3 separate regions of the Homo sapiens genome follow, and all the other regions are linked to region 2. Evidence: chromatin contacts called from ENCODE Hi-C or POLR2A ChIA-PET data. All regions are on one chromosome and are shown on one strand. The core of a region is the stretch at or near the end of the contact, and the rest is flanking DNA. Distances in the headings are between cores, read along the strand shown.

Region 1 (3,838 bases), core at 878-3,377, 400 kb after region 2:
GTAGAATGGGAACTTAGGCCAGATCAGCAAGTGTCGAATGCCAGACTGGGTCAGGCGCGGTGGCTCACGCCTGTAATCCCAGAACTTTGGGAGGCCGAGGCGTGTGGATCACCTGAGGTCAGGTGTTCGAGACAAGCCTGGCCAACATAGTGAAACCCCATCTCTACTAAAAATACAAAAATTAGCCAGGTGTGGTGGCAGGTGCCTTTGAGGCAGGAAAATCACTTGAATCCGGGAGGTGGAGGTTGCAATGAGCCGAGACCACGCCATTGCACTCCAGCCTGGGCAATAGAGTGAGACTCTGCCTCAAAAAAAAAAAAAGCTAGACTGAGTCTTTCATGGCCTTTTCTTTTTCGCTTTAATTTTTGTAATTTTGGTCTTTCTTCTTTGTGACTACAAACATCATACATGCTCATAAAACTTCAAACACTTCCAAAATAGGTAATGTACCAAGGGAAAACCAACCCTGAGGCTCACTGCTAACTCACTGCTAACATTTTTTTGGGTAACTTAATTCTGACATAATTTCAAATTTACCAAAAAGTTGCAACAATACTACAAAGACTCTAGTATAACTTTTTTGCAGATATACTAATTGTTTACATTTTACCCCTTTTACTTTATTTTTCTTTATATATGTTTATGTGTGTGAATGTGGATGTGTGTATGTGTAATTTTTTCCTGAAATTTCCCAATTAAGAATAAGTTGCAGACATCATGCCCTTTTACCTCTAAATACTTCAGGGTGTATTTCCTAAGAACAAGGATGCTCTTTTACAGTGCAAGACTTACGTAACTCCTGCATGGTAGACACGGGAAACTCAGCATTGATCCAATACTATTCTCTAATCCACAGCCCATATTCAAGTTCAGCTGTGTCATGATCTTTTCACAGGTTTCCAGCAAAAGTCCTGAAAAGTCCTGGAAATTCAGGGCAATATAATGAGTTTTCTTAAAGCCAATATGTATTTAGCTTAAAGGATTATGCTCTATTCTAAAACCTGCTCTCCTCTCTTTTTATTTTTTTGGTGTTTAAGATGTCGCTTGTCTCTTTTTTGATGAAATGATGGTGCCAGGAGAAAGTGATTTGTTAGCCTAGGCTCATGTCTGCAGTCCCAGCACTTTGGGAGGCTGAGGTAGGAGGATCACTTGAGGCCAGAAGTTCGAGGCTAGCCTGGGCAACAAAAAAATAAATAAATAAATTAGCCAGGCATGGTGTCGTGCACCTGTAGTCCCGGCTACTTGGGAGGCTGAGGTGGGAGGATTGCTTAAGCCTTAAGAGGCGGAGGTTGCAGTAAGCTGAGATTGCACCACTGCACTCCAGCCTGGGTGACGGAGCGAGATCTTGTCTCAAAAAAGAAAAAAAAATGGTTTATTATTTCTCTGATATTCTTACTTGACAAAATAAAAACTGGGTGGTTGAATGTTAGTCCACGGACTTCTTTTGTAGAGATGCCCCTATATGGCCCCTCCAGCTCCCGTGGTCTCTAATTCTGGGACCCCTCACCTGAGGAAGGTTTCCTGCGCCCTGTTGAGAGCACAGCCACTCCTGAGGCTGGGGTGGGGGCTGGGATAGGCAGACACAGGCCCTGCCCCAGGAGCAAATGGTTTCTTACCCAGCAGAGGGGACCTTTATATGTTTTTTTGTTTTGTTTTGTTTTGTTTTTTTGAGACGGAGTCTCATTCTTTGGCCCAGGCTGGAGTGCAGTGGCATGATCTTGGCCCACTGCAACTTCCATCTCCTGGGTTCAAGCGATTCTCCTGCCTCAGCCTCCCGAGTAGCTGGGACTATAGGCACGCACCACCATACCCAGCTATTTTTTGCATTTTTAGTAGAGACAGGGTTTCACCATGTTGGCCAGGCCGATCTTGAAAGCCTGACCTCAGGTGATACTCTTGCCTCGGCCTCCCAAAGTGCTGGGATTACAGGTGTAAGCCACTGCGCCTGGCCCACCTTTATGTTTTCCAGACTCTCTGGCCTCTGTCTGGAACCTTCCTGACCTTGTGAGTCTCCCCAAGAGGCAGACTCTAGGCACCAGGCCTCACTTTCCCAGCCTCCCTTGCAGTTGCTGCAGGCTTGTGACCTGGCTCAGCCAATCAGACACACACATTCAGCAACCCTGACTCAGGCAGAAGACACAAAGAAGCAGAGATGGAGTGCATCTGCCCCAAGTGGAGGCAGCAGCAGCAGCAGGAGGGAGGTGTCGGGGCAGTGGGGCCGCAGGGCCAGTCCTCAGGTTGGTTACTCAGTTGTCCTCCCTGGTCTGTCCTCAAGGCGTGATTTGGGCTGGGGTTCTGGCTGCCGTCCAGCCCTCCCTGGTTGCTGTGAGCCTGGCTCTCTAGCCAGCCCTAGAAGTCCGTGAGTTAGTTCTCTGTTGCTTGCAACCAAGAACCCTGACAAGTAAGTACAAAGAAGTCAGTATTCATGGGGATGGCAAGGAAGGGGGGCCTGGAGTGTGGACACATCTGGGCTTGATAAGCAGTGATTCTGAGGCATGGGCAGCCATGGAGGAATCTTGTTGCCTTGTCTGAAATGTGGATGGGACACCCTGTCTAGGTGCTAGGTGGGGAAGCCCAGACAAGGAGTGCTGTGGGTAAGGGGTGGGAGGGATCTAAGAGGGGAGAGCCTAAAGCTGGGGACTGAGGATTGAACTGGGAGGAGAGAGATGGACTCAGGAAGAAGAGGAGGGTGGCATTGCAGAAGGAGATAGCCAGATTGGGTCACATGGTTCCACATGCTTAAAATATTTTTTCACCTTTTTCTTTTCTCTTTTTTTTATTTTTTATTTTTATTTTTGAGAGGGAGTCTTGCTCTGTCACCAGGCTAGAGTGCAGTGGCACAATCTCAGCTCACTGCAACCTCTGCCTCCCAGGTTCAAATGATTCTCCTGTCTCAGCCTTCTGAGTAGCTGGGATTACAAGCATGCACCACCACACCCAGCTAATTTTTTTTGTATTTTCAGTACAGATGGGGTTTCATCATGTTGGCCAGGCTGGTCTTGAACTCCTGTCCTCAGGTGATCCGCCCACCTTGGCCTCCCAAAGTGCTGGGATTACAGGTGTGAGCCATCGCGCCCGGCCTTTTTCACCCTTTTCTATATGCCAGGCAATGTATTGGTTAATAAAACAGTCCAGGGATGGGTATTATCCTCATTTTACCTACAAAGAAATTGTGTTACAGGAGGATTAAACAACCTGAATAAGATCAGAAAACCAGAAAGGGACAGGGTCAGAATTCAGACCTAAGTCTGCCTAACTCTGACACTGATGCTCTTAACAACCTCAACAGGTGCTCAGATGAGGAAGCAAAGTCTCTGCCTCAATCCCTGAGTTTTTATATAGTCGGCCCTCAGTGTCTGTGGGTTCCTCATCTGTGTATTCAACCAACTGCTATCAAAAACATTTGCGGGCCGGGTGCGGTGGCTCATGCTTGTAATCCCAGCACTTTGGGAAGCTGAGGCGGGCAGATTGCTTGAGGCCAGGAGTTCAAGACCAGCCTGGTCAATATGGTGAAACCTCGTCTCTACTAAAAATACTAAAATTATCTGAGCATGATGATGCACGCCTGTATTTCCAGCTACTTGGGAGGCTGAGGCAGGAGAATCACTTGAACCCAGGAGGCAGAGGTTGCAGTGAGCTGACATTGCGCCACTGTACTCCAGCCTGGACAACAGAGTGAGACTGTCAAAAAAAAAAAAAAAAAAAAAAAATTGAAAAAATATGAGGAGGCTGAGGCAGGCAGATCGCTTGAGCCCAGGAGTTCAAGATCAGCCTGGGCAACATGGTGAAACCCCATCTCTACTAAAAATACAAAAATAAATTAGCTGGGTGTGGTGGC
Region 2 (3,647 bases), core at 753-3,252:
TACCATTTGAGCCAGCCATCCCATTACTGGGTATATACCCAAAGGACTATAAATCATGCTGCTATAAAGACACATGCACATGTATGTTTATTGCGGCACTATTCACAATAGCAAAGACTTGGAAGCAACCCAAATGTCCAACAATGATAGACTGGATTAAGAAAATGTGGCATATATACACCATGGAATACTATGCAGCCATAAAAAATGATGAGTTCATGTCCTTTGTAGGGACATGGATGAAATTGGAAATCATCATTCTCAGTAAACTATCGCAAGAACAAAAAACGAAACACCACATATTCTCACTCATAGGTGGGAATTGAACAATGAGAACACATGGGCACAGGAAGGGGAACATCACACTCTGGGGACTGTTGTGGGGTGGGGGGAGGGGGGAGGAGGGAGGGATAGCTTTAGGAGATATACCTAATGCTAAATGAGTAGTTAATGGGTGCAGCACACCAGCATGGCACATGTATACATATGTAACTAACCTGCACATTGTGCACATGTACCCTAAAACTTAAAGTATAATAATAATAAAATTAAATTAAATTAAAGAAGACTTTCACCAGCCTATTAGGTGCTGTTGTGCAGCGAACAAGCTGTTAGAACAGAAAGCCTTGGAGTGATAAAACCTGCCTTGACAGCCCAGGTGATATAAGAGCAGTGCTATATAATGAACCTGGGTTTGGGCAGCAATCAACTTCTCCCAGCAATGTGGTTCATTGTCTGCTGTGAGAGTTCTTAAAGTCAAGCAGGCTTTTAAAGGAAACAAACCTTATTAGTAAAATGGGAGCTGCTTTGTTGTGTCAAGCTTCCAGAATTCGAGTTCTTACATCTTGTTTGATCATTAGTTGTTACTGAATTTTCTGCAGTGCTGTAAAACGTCATCAGAAGCAGCAATTTCTTAGTGATGTATTACATATTCTACATTCTCCACTAGGTGGGGATATTGTCTTGCAAAAAATTATCTCCACACTTAAATTTTTAAATTACACAAAATAATGTATAAATGTAATTATAGCCTATTGTAATAGTTTCAAACAACAGAGGTACATATGAATTAAAAACAAATTAAATTCCTCCAAGGTTTCCTCTCCAATTCCATGTCTTCCTTCTTTAGTGCAATATATTATTTTGTACTTATTTTATATGTTTATGTGTATGTACACTTACCCATTTAATGCATTGGGCTTTTTAAATAAAAACACAAATGAGGTTACCCTATAAGTACCATTTTGTCAGCGTGCTCTTTTATTTAATATAATAGTTCATCTTGGATTTTAAAAAAATATCAGTACCAAAAATACTCCTAAAACTAGAATAAGAGAGTAAGTAAGGCTAATTATAGCTTATTGGCCATGGGAATTAAATATATTTTGAAAGATAATTTGTATTTTCCTTTGATTTTAAAAGTTATATTCTACTCCTTTACTAATGCAACAGTCATGCTCACCAAAATAAATAAGGAGTGTATTTATTATAGTCATCCATATCATACTTTATGACAGAGAGGCAGAGTTTGTTTAATCTTTGGAAATTAAAGATTAAACAAGTTTTGGAACAATATTGTGTTTTATTTTAAAATTTAATTTGAAAATAATAAATTAAAATACTGGGCCTGGCATGGTGGCTCATGTCTATAATCCCAGCACTTTGGGAGGCCCAAGCGAGAGAATTGCTTTAGTCCAGGAGGTGATGTGGTGAAACCCTGTCTTTACAAAAAAATACAAAAATTAACTGGGTGTGGTGGCGCATACCTGTAGTCCCAGCTACTAGGGAGGCTGAAGTAGAAGGATTGCATGAGCCTGGGAGGTCAAGGCTGCAGTGAGCCATGAGCATGCTACTGCACCCCAGCCTGGGTGACAGAGCGAGACCCTGTCTCCAAAAAAGAAAAAAAAAAAAACTTAGCATGATTTCTTCTCATAACACATGCTCGACAAATGTTAGCTTCTTTCCTTCTGAGTAAATATAACATGACAAATCGGGTTTGTTCAAGCAGATTATTCTTGGGGAAATTATGAATAAGCTTGTTTTTAGAAACCTGGGATATGAGTAATCAAGGTTGCAATCGTTGTGTTTTTTTTTGTTTAAGGTAAAGAAGTAAAAACATGTGATGTAACTGCGCAGATGGTGCTGGTATGTTGTTGGAGAAGTATGAAGGAAGTTGCTTTACTTTTAGGCATGTTGTGCCAGCTTCTGCCCATGCAGCCTGTGCCAGAATCTTCTGATGGATTATTGACGGTGGAGCAGGTAAGGCACATGTTTATTCCACCATGTATAATTTCTGGTCAACGCATAAATCACTTTTTTTTTTATAACCCAACTCTAAAAAAAGGTTTAAAATTTTTCTTGAATAAAATCATACAAATGTTAACTGAAGAAAGTTCATGGTAATTTAGAATGTTAGACTTTATAATACATTTCAAAACTGTGGCATTTTTAGAAATTTTTTCTAAGGTATATAAATAACTGTAGATTTTACCTCACTTTTAACTGTAGTTTTATCTCTAATTTTTATTTCTCCATTTCACATACACAGACTTAAACTTTAGCTTAAAATTGTCTTATTTAGTAAAACTCCACAAATCTCTTAAATTTTGGAAAGAAAAAAAGTAACATGTTGGTTGATTATGGATCTCATGTTTCCCACTGCATTGATAATAAAGTTGTAGTCTTGGTTTTTTTGGCTGACTTTTGTTTTAAGACCACAAAGTTAGTTCACCATCTGGGACTGTTCAAGTGACTTGAGTGCGGTGTTTACAAGAAGTTAGCTTACCACAAGCATTTCATTTGGAAATATTTTAGATTTATTAGATTTCTGTTTTTAATTGATTCCCTCTTCCTTTCCATATGGTTTTGACAAATCCATTTCCCACCATTTTTCAGCAAAGATATATAACATGTACTTTCATTTTTAACTTTTTAAAAATAAAGGCAACTTTTTCCCTAGGGTGTTACAATTCAAGAACAAAACAAATATTGTAGTATGCTAATGCTGATTATTTCTATAATAACCACATGACTAGTTCCATGGAAATAATGCTAATACTTTTTTTCTCACACTCTGTGGCTTATGTTGCATGCATCTGGTTAACAGCTGCGCTTGTGATGTTGCAAGGCCTTGAGATGAAGAAAGGCAAAGGCGCACAGGACATTTCAGGCATCATTATGTTCCTTATTCTCTTCCAAATCAAATAGGCGTCAGTGTCCTAGAGTTACTTGCAGTCATTGCTGGTGACTGGCTGTAGTGCCAATGCCAACATCTTTGCTGAGGAATCCAGCTATGATTAATGATTACTTCACTGATGTTCACCATCTTGCTAAGAAGTAAACATGTGCTAGAGGCCTTTGATTTCCCAACTTCTCTTTCCAAGGACAAGTTAAAACATTTAGTTTTTTGGGTTTGTTGGGTAGTGTTTAAAAAACAAATTAAGGGAAGTGTATTTTGCTTTTACTGTAACTAAGACGTGAAAGCTTCCTATGAACATTATTTTGCCTTGACACTTTTCACATAGCACCCAAATCTTATGTATTTAATTTGTGTGCGACAGCCGTGTTAAAATTGGGAATTAATGTAAAATAAGAGATGTTTGTTAAAAAAAAAAACAATTATCACAAAAAGACAGGTTCTTATAAAC
Region 3 (3,821 bases), core at 434-2,933, 300 kb after region 2:
AGGGACAGGCCGGCAGGCTAAGTGAAAAGGAGGAAGAAGGGACCCCAGAGCAGGGAATGGTGAGTGAATCAAAGCCAAGAGAGTTGGAGGGAGGGGGAAGGCCCAGATAGCAGTGTGGGGAGACCACTGAGATGAGGTTTGGTTGAGGGACTCAGTGTTCTCTCCTGTAAAAGTAAGGGGAGGGCCTGGGGCCAGCTGCCTTCTTCAGTACCATTTCACAGGGGTCACCAACTCACATGTCCACAGAGACCACTCAAGTGAGCACGCACGTGAAAGGCGCGCGATGGGAGGCAGTAGGGCGGTCCCAGGCTGGAAGCATCCGCCTTCTGTAGGCGTGGCCACCGCTCTGCTCCAGCAGCTGCTGCCGTCTTCTAATGCAGGCCTAGAGACACCACAGTCTGATTTTCCTAATTTTCAAAAGATGCTAGAAATTTGGATCTTTATGAGAATTGCCCTGATTTTTTTTTAAATCCATGTGAGCTGTACTAAATAGTCCCTTTGCACCCCTGTCCAGACACTGCTGGTAAGTCCAGACAGGGGTGCAAAGGGACTGTTTAGTACAGTTTAGCTGACACAACTCAGCTTAGAACCCAAGTTGTGTGTGTTTGGATTCTGCCTCCGCATATACTTTCTTTTAAATAGTAGGCTCTAAGACTTAAAACAAAAAGGATGCCAGGCAAAGTGGCTCACACCAGTAATCCTAGCACCTTGGGAGGCCTAGGTGTGTGGATCACTTGAGCCCAGGAGTTTAAGACCAACCTGGGCCACGTGGCAAAACCCGTCTCTACAAAAAATACAAAAATTAGGGGGGACATGGTAGTTTGTGCCTGTAGTCTCAGCCACCAGGGAGGCTGAGGTGGGAGGACCACTTGAGCCTGGGAGGTCGCTGCAGTGAGCTGTGATTGTGCCACTTTGCCCTAGCCTGGGCGACAGAGTGAGACCCTGTCTCAAAAAAATAAACATAAAAAAAAGGAAGAGGGGTCCACCTGGGCCCGGTGAAGTCTGAATTCCCCCCAGACTTAATATCATGGCCAGGTAGGGATTTGGGGGAAGGGATGGCTGTGGACAAGGGCACAGACAGGGACGAGGGCAGAGAGAGGGTGGGCCATAGTCCTGGTGCTGCACCCGGCCCTGGCACTTGGCCCAGTGCATGCTGGGACTAGGGCTGCCCTTGAGAGCTCTGGCCAGCACATTTGGTTCTTCTTTGATGAAATTTTTTAAATTTTCAGATAAAGGACAGAGACTGTTAACCACAAACACCTATGTTCCCCGACCCAGACTTCCTACTGGGTTCTTTGCAGCTGGGGAGATGATCCCCTTCCATTCCTTAGGACACTGACCTTCCTCTGGGCCATTTGTCTCCAGTAGGGGTCAGCTGGGAGCTTTTAATTGGTGGTAAAGGTTGAAATGATGGCATTTGATAGCATGGCCATGAATGTACTCACAGAGTGCCCCACCTGGAATCCCAGCTCTGAGCCTGGGCTCTGATGGCCCTGGTGGGTGGAGAGCCCTGGCTAGTCTCGGAGTAGAGGGTAAGGGGAGGTAGGGGACTGAGAGGCTTCTGGCAGCCCCAGGAAATGTTGACTGGCAGAGTCAGCTGAACCGAGCTTGTTTTTCATGACTAATTTAAAGTTCAGGCTCTTCCCCTGCTAAGGGGAAGTGAAGACGACCATGGAGAAGACTAGAAATAATGAGGTTATCTGGAAACGGCCTCATGAAACCTGAATGTATTTTTGCTCAGAAAAAAAGAAAGTGCAGTAACACTCACTCCGTCAGACGCTGCCTTTGCTGCCCAGGCCACCCCAGCCTGCCTGGCCTCGCCTCCAGTCCTCCCTTTAGTGGGCAGCTTGTCTCCCTGCGGCCCAAGCTTGGGCTCCTCACTGCCTCTCGGTTGTGTGTGTCCTCTCACCCACCCTGCTTAGCCTGTCTGTGAAGCCACCTCCTCCTTCCACATTTGTTTTTCCTTTCTGTCTTTTGATTACCCCTACTCATGATATAATTTGTCTGTGTCACACACCGTCTTCGACTGTTTCGTCACACTTCGTGTGGGTCAGCTTGCCTCTGGCAACTCTTCTCTCTCTTAGAGTGGTTTTCTGGGTGGTTTTCCTCATGTTTCACACAGCGTCCTCCACACACAGGTGATCAATAAATACTTGTGGGTAGATAAAATATCAGATTGATGGGTGAATGGGTGAGTGGGTGGATGGGTGGTGAGTTGGTTGGATGGCAGGGCCACCCAACACCTTGGCCAGTCCCCTAAAGCTGAGGGATTTTTCAGATGCCTGAAGGAGGATTCTCCAGAGCTAGGGGCAGGGAGAATTCAACCCATTGCCATTTGCACAGCATTTACTATGCTGATTGCCCTCTCTTGAGAAGGACTAGAAGGCAGACTTGACCAATGGCCTTAGTCTAGAAGTCATCTCCCCCATAATACTTTAAAATCAGACCATGGGCTTTTTAATCCGTGGTCTGAAATAGTTTTCAAGGTTGGCACCTGGAAGACATCCACTTTGACATCTTTCTTTCATTCAGTAGTTGAAAGCAACCTCAAAGTCTGTGACTTACCTGTCTACCTGCCTAGAAATTAATAATCACTTCCCCTAGTGGGGGGAATCAGAGGCTGAGATTTGTAGTGGAGGCAACACACTGTGTGAGGCCTGGGTCTTCACCTCCAGCCCTGTTGGGGGGCGGGGGATGGGGGTGGAGGCGCTCATCGTGGAGGCAGAGAAGAAGCACCAGGGAGTATCAGCACATAACAGGGTTTCTGATAGCTAGGCATCTGCCTTGGATGGGGAGCCCTGATGTGGCTGGGGCAGTAGCAAGATGAAGGCTATACTGCAGCAGCCCTGAAGGCTCTGGTTTGCTTCCCTCCTCTGCAGTCCCAGTGAGTTATCCCTTCACAAGGATGGAAGGCACCAGATTAACCAATTCTAAATGCTGATCCATCACATTTCCAACATGATTCCAAATGACCACATGTTAATCCCACTTGTGTAGGCCTACCACAGACATGAATGTGTACCAGCTAACCCCACCCATTTGAAGCACTCCAGGAAGATTCTAGGGCATATTTCTTCTTGCCCTAGCAGTGTAGCCGGTGGGAGGAAGAGCCTCGGAGATCATTTATTCCCCACATTGACGTCTTCCTCCCACCAACCCCCAGCTCCCACAGCTCTTGGCATGTGAACCACTCCACTGAGCACCTGATGTCCCTGCTGTTGCCTGGGTGTTTGTCTTACCTTCCCACCTAGACCTCCTGCTTCTTCATTCCCTTTTGTGGCTGATTACTATTCCATTGTATGAATTTATAACAGCATTTTATTTATCCATTTATTAGCTGATGGACATTTGGGTTATTTCCACATCTTGGCTCTTATGAACAAGGCTGCTATGAACATTTATGTACAAGTTTTTGTGTGGATGTGTCTTTTTTCTCTCTCTTAGATACACTCCTAGGAGTGCAGTTTTTGGGTCATAGGTTTAATCTTTTGAGGAGAACTGCAAGACTGTTTTCCAAAGTGGCTACACCATTTTACACTCCCACTAAAAATGTATGAGGGTTCCAATTTCTCCACATCTTTGCCAAAACTTAACTTTTTTTTATTATAGTCATCCCAGTGGGTGTGAAGTGGAATGTGACTGGGGTTTTGATTTGCATTTTCCTGATGATTAATGATGCTAAGCATCTTTTCATGTGTTTATTAAGAGTATTAAGAGTTCTTTATGTAGTTTAGATACAGTCCCTTGTCAGAGACAGGATTTGTTCATATTTTCTCCCTTTCTGTGAATTATCCTTTCACTTTCTTTTTGATGTTACTTTG

What was found. A loop is a pair of places that touch in the nucleus more often than their neighbours do. ChIA-PET counts read pairs that join two places held with the same protein, here RNA polymerase II (POLR2A). Pooled maps may share reads with other maps.
Region 1: a pooled map shows a loop between it and region 2 (2.7-fold over the local background). The contact joins two enhancer-like sites. A Hi-C loop is called at or near these places in 6 of 168 maps with a recorded cell type or tissue (CD14-positive monocyte, HCT116, PC-3 and 3 more), 21 of 37 single-sample maps with no recorded cell type and 18 of 50 pooled maps. POLR2A ChIA-PET finds 5 or more read pairs at or near these places in 3 of 52 experiments (MCF 10A, activated CD8-positive, alpha-beta memory T cell and activated T-cell).
Region 3: a map of lower leg skin shows a loop between it and region 2 (5-fold over the local background). The contact joins two enhancer-like sites. A Hi-C loop is called at or near these places in 10 of 168 maps with a recorded cell type or tissue (CD8-positive, alpha-beta T cell, Caco-2, OCI-LY7 and 4 more), 1 of 37 single-sample maps with no recorded cell type and 10 of 50 pooled maps. POLR2A ChIA-PET finds 5 or more read pairs at or near these places in 5 of 52 experiments (MCF 10A, OCI-LY7, SK-N-SH and 2 more).

The regions. Positions count from the first base shown.
Region 1 is chr2:43,141,425-43,145,262 of GRCh38, reverse strand. No RefSeq gene overlaps it. Among named protein-coding and RNA genes, the nearest start is that of LINC02580, 41 kb to the right of the region's middle. Within about 2 kb of position 2,127, at least 4 of the 41 ENCODE cell types and tissues checked have a DNase peak (open chromatin) inside an H3K27ac peak, as active enhancers do; they include CD14-positive monocyte, where a contact is called at or near this core.
Region 2 is chr2:43,539,771-43,543,417 of GRCh38, reverse strand. It overlaps THADA (THADA armadillo repeat containing), which reads left to right. Exons shown (of 38, transcript NM_022065.5): 21 at 2,102-2,259. Among named protein-coding and RNA genes, the nearest start is that of THADA, 54 kb to the left of the region's middle. Within about 2 kb of position 2,002, at least 16 of the 41 ENCODE cell types and tissues checked have a DNase peak (open chromatin) inside an H3K27ac peak, as active enhancers do; they include CD14-positive monocyte, where a contact is called at or near this core.
Region 3 is chr2:43,238,238-43,242,058 of GRCh38, reverse strand. All of the region lies in intron 36 of THADA (THADA armadillo repeat containing), which reads left to right. Among named protein-coding and RNA genes, the nearest start is that of LINC01126, 13 kb to the right of the region's middle. Within about 2 kb of position 1,683, at least 5 of the 41 ENCODE cell types and tissues checked have a DNase peak (open chromatin) inside an H3K27ac peak, as active enhancers do.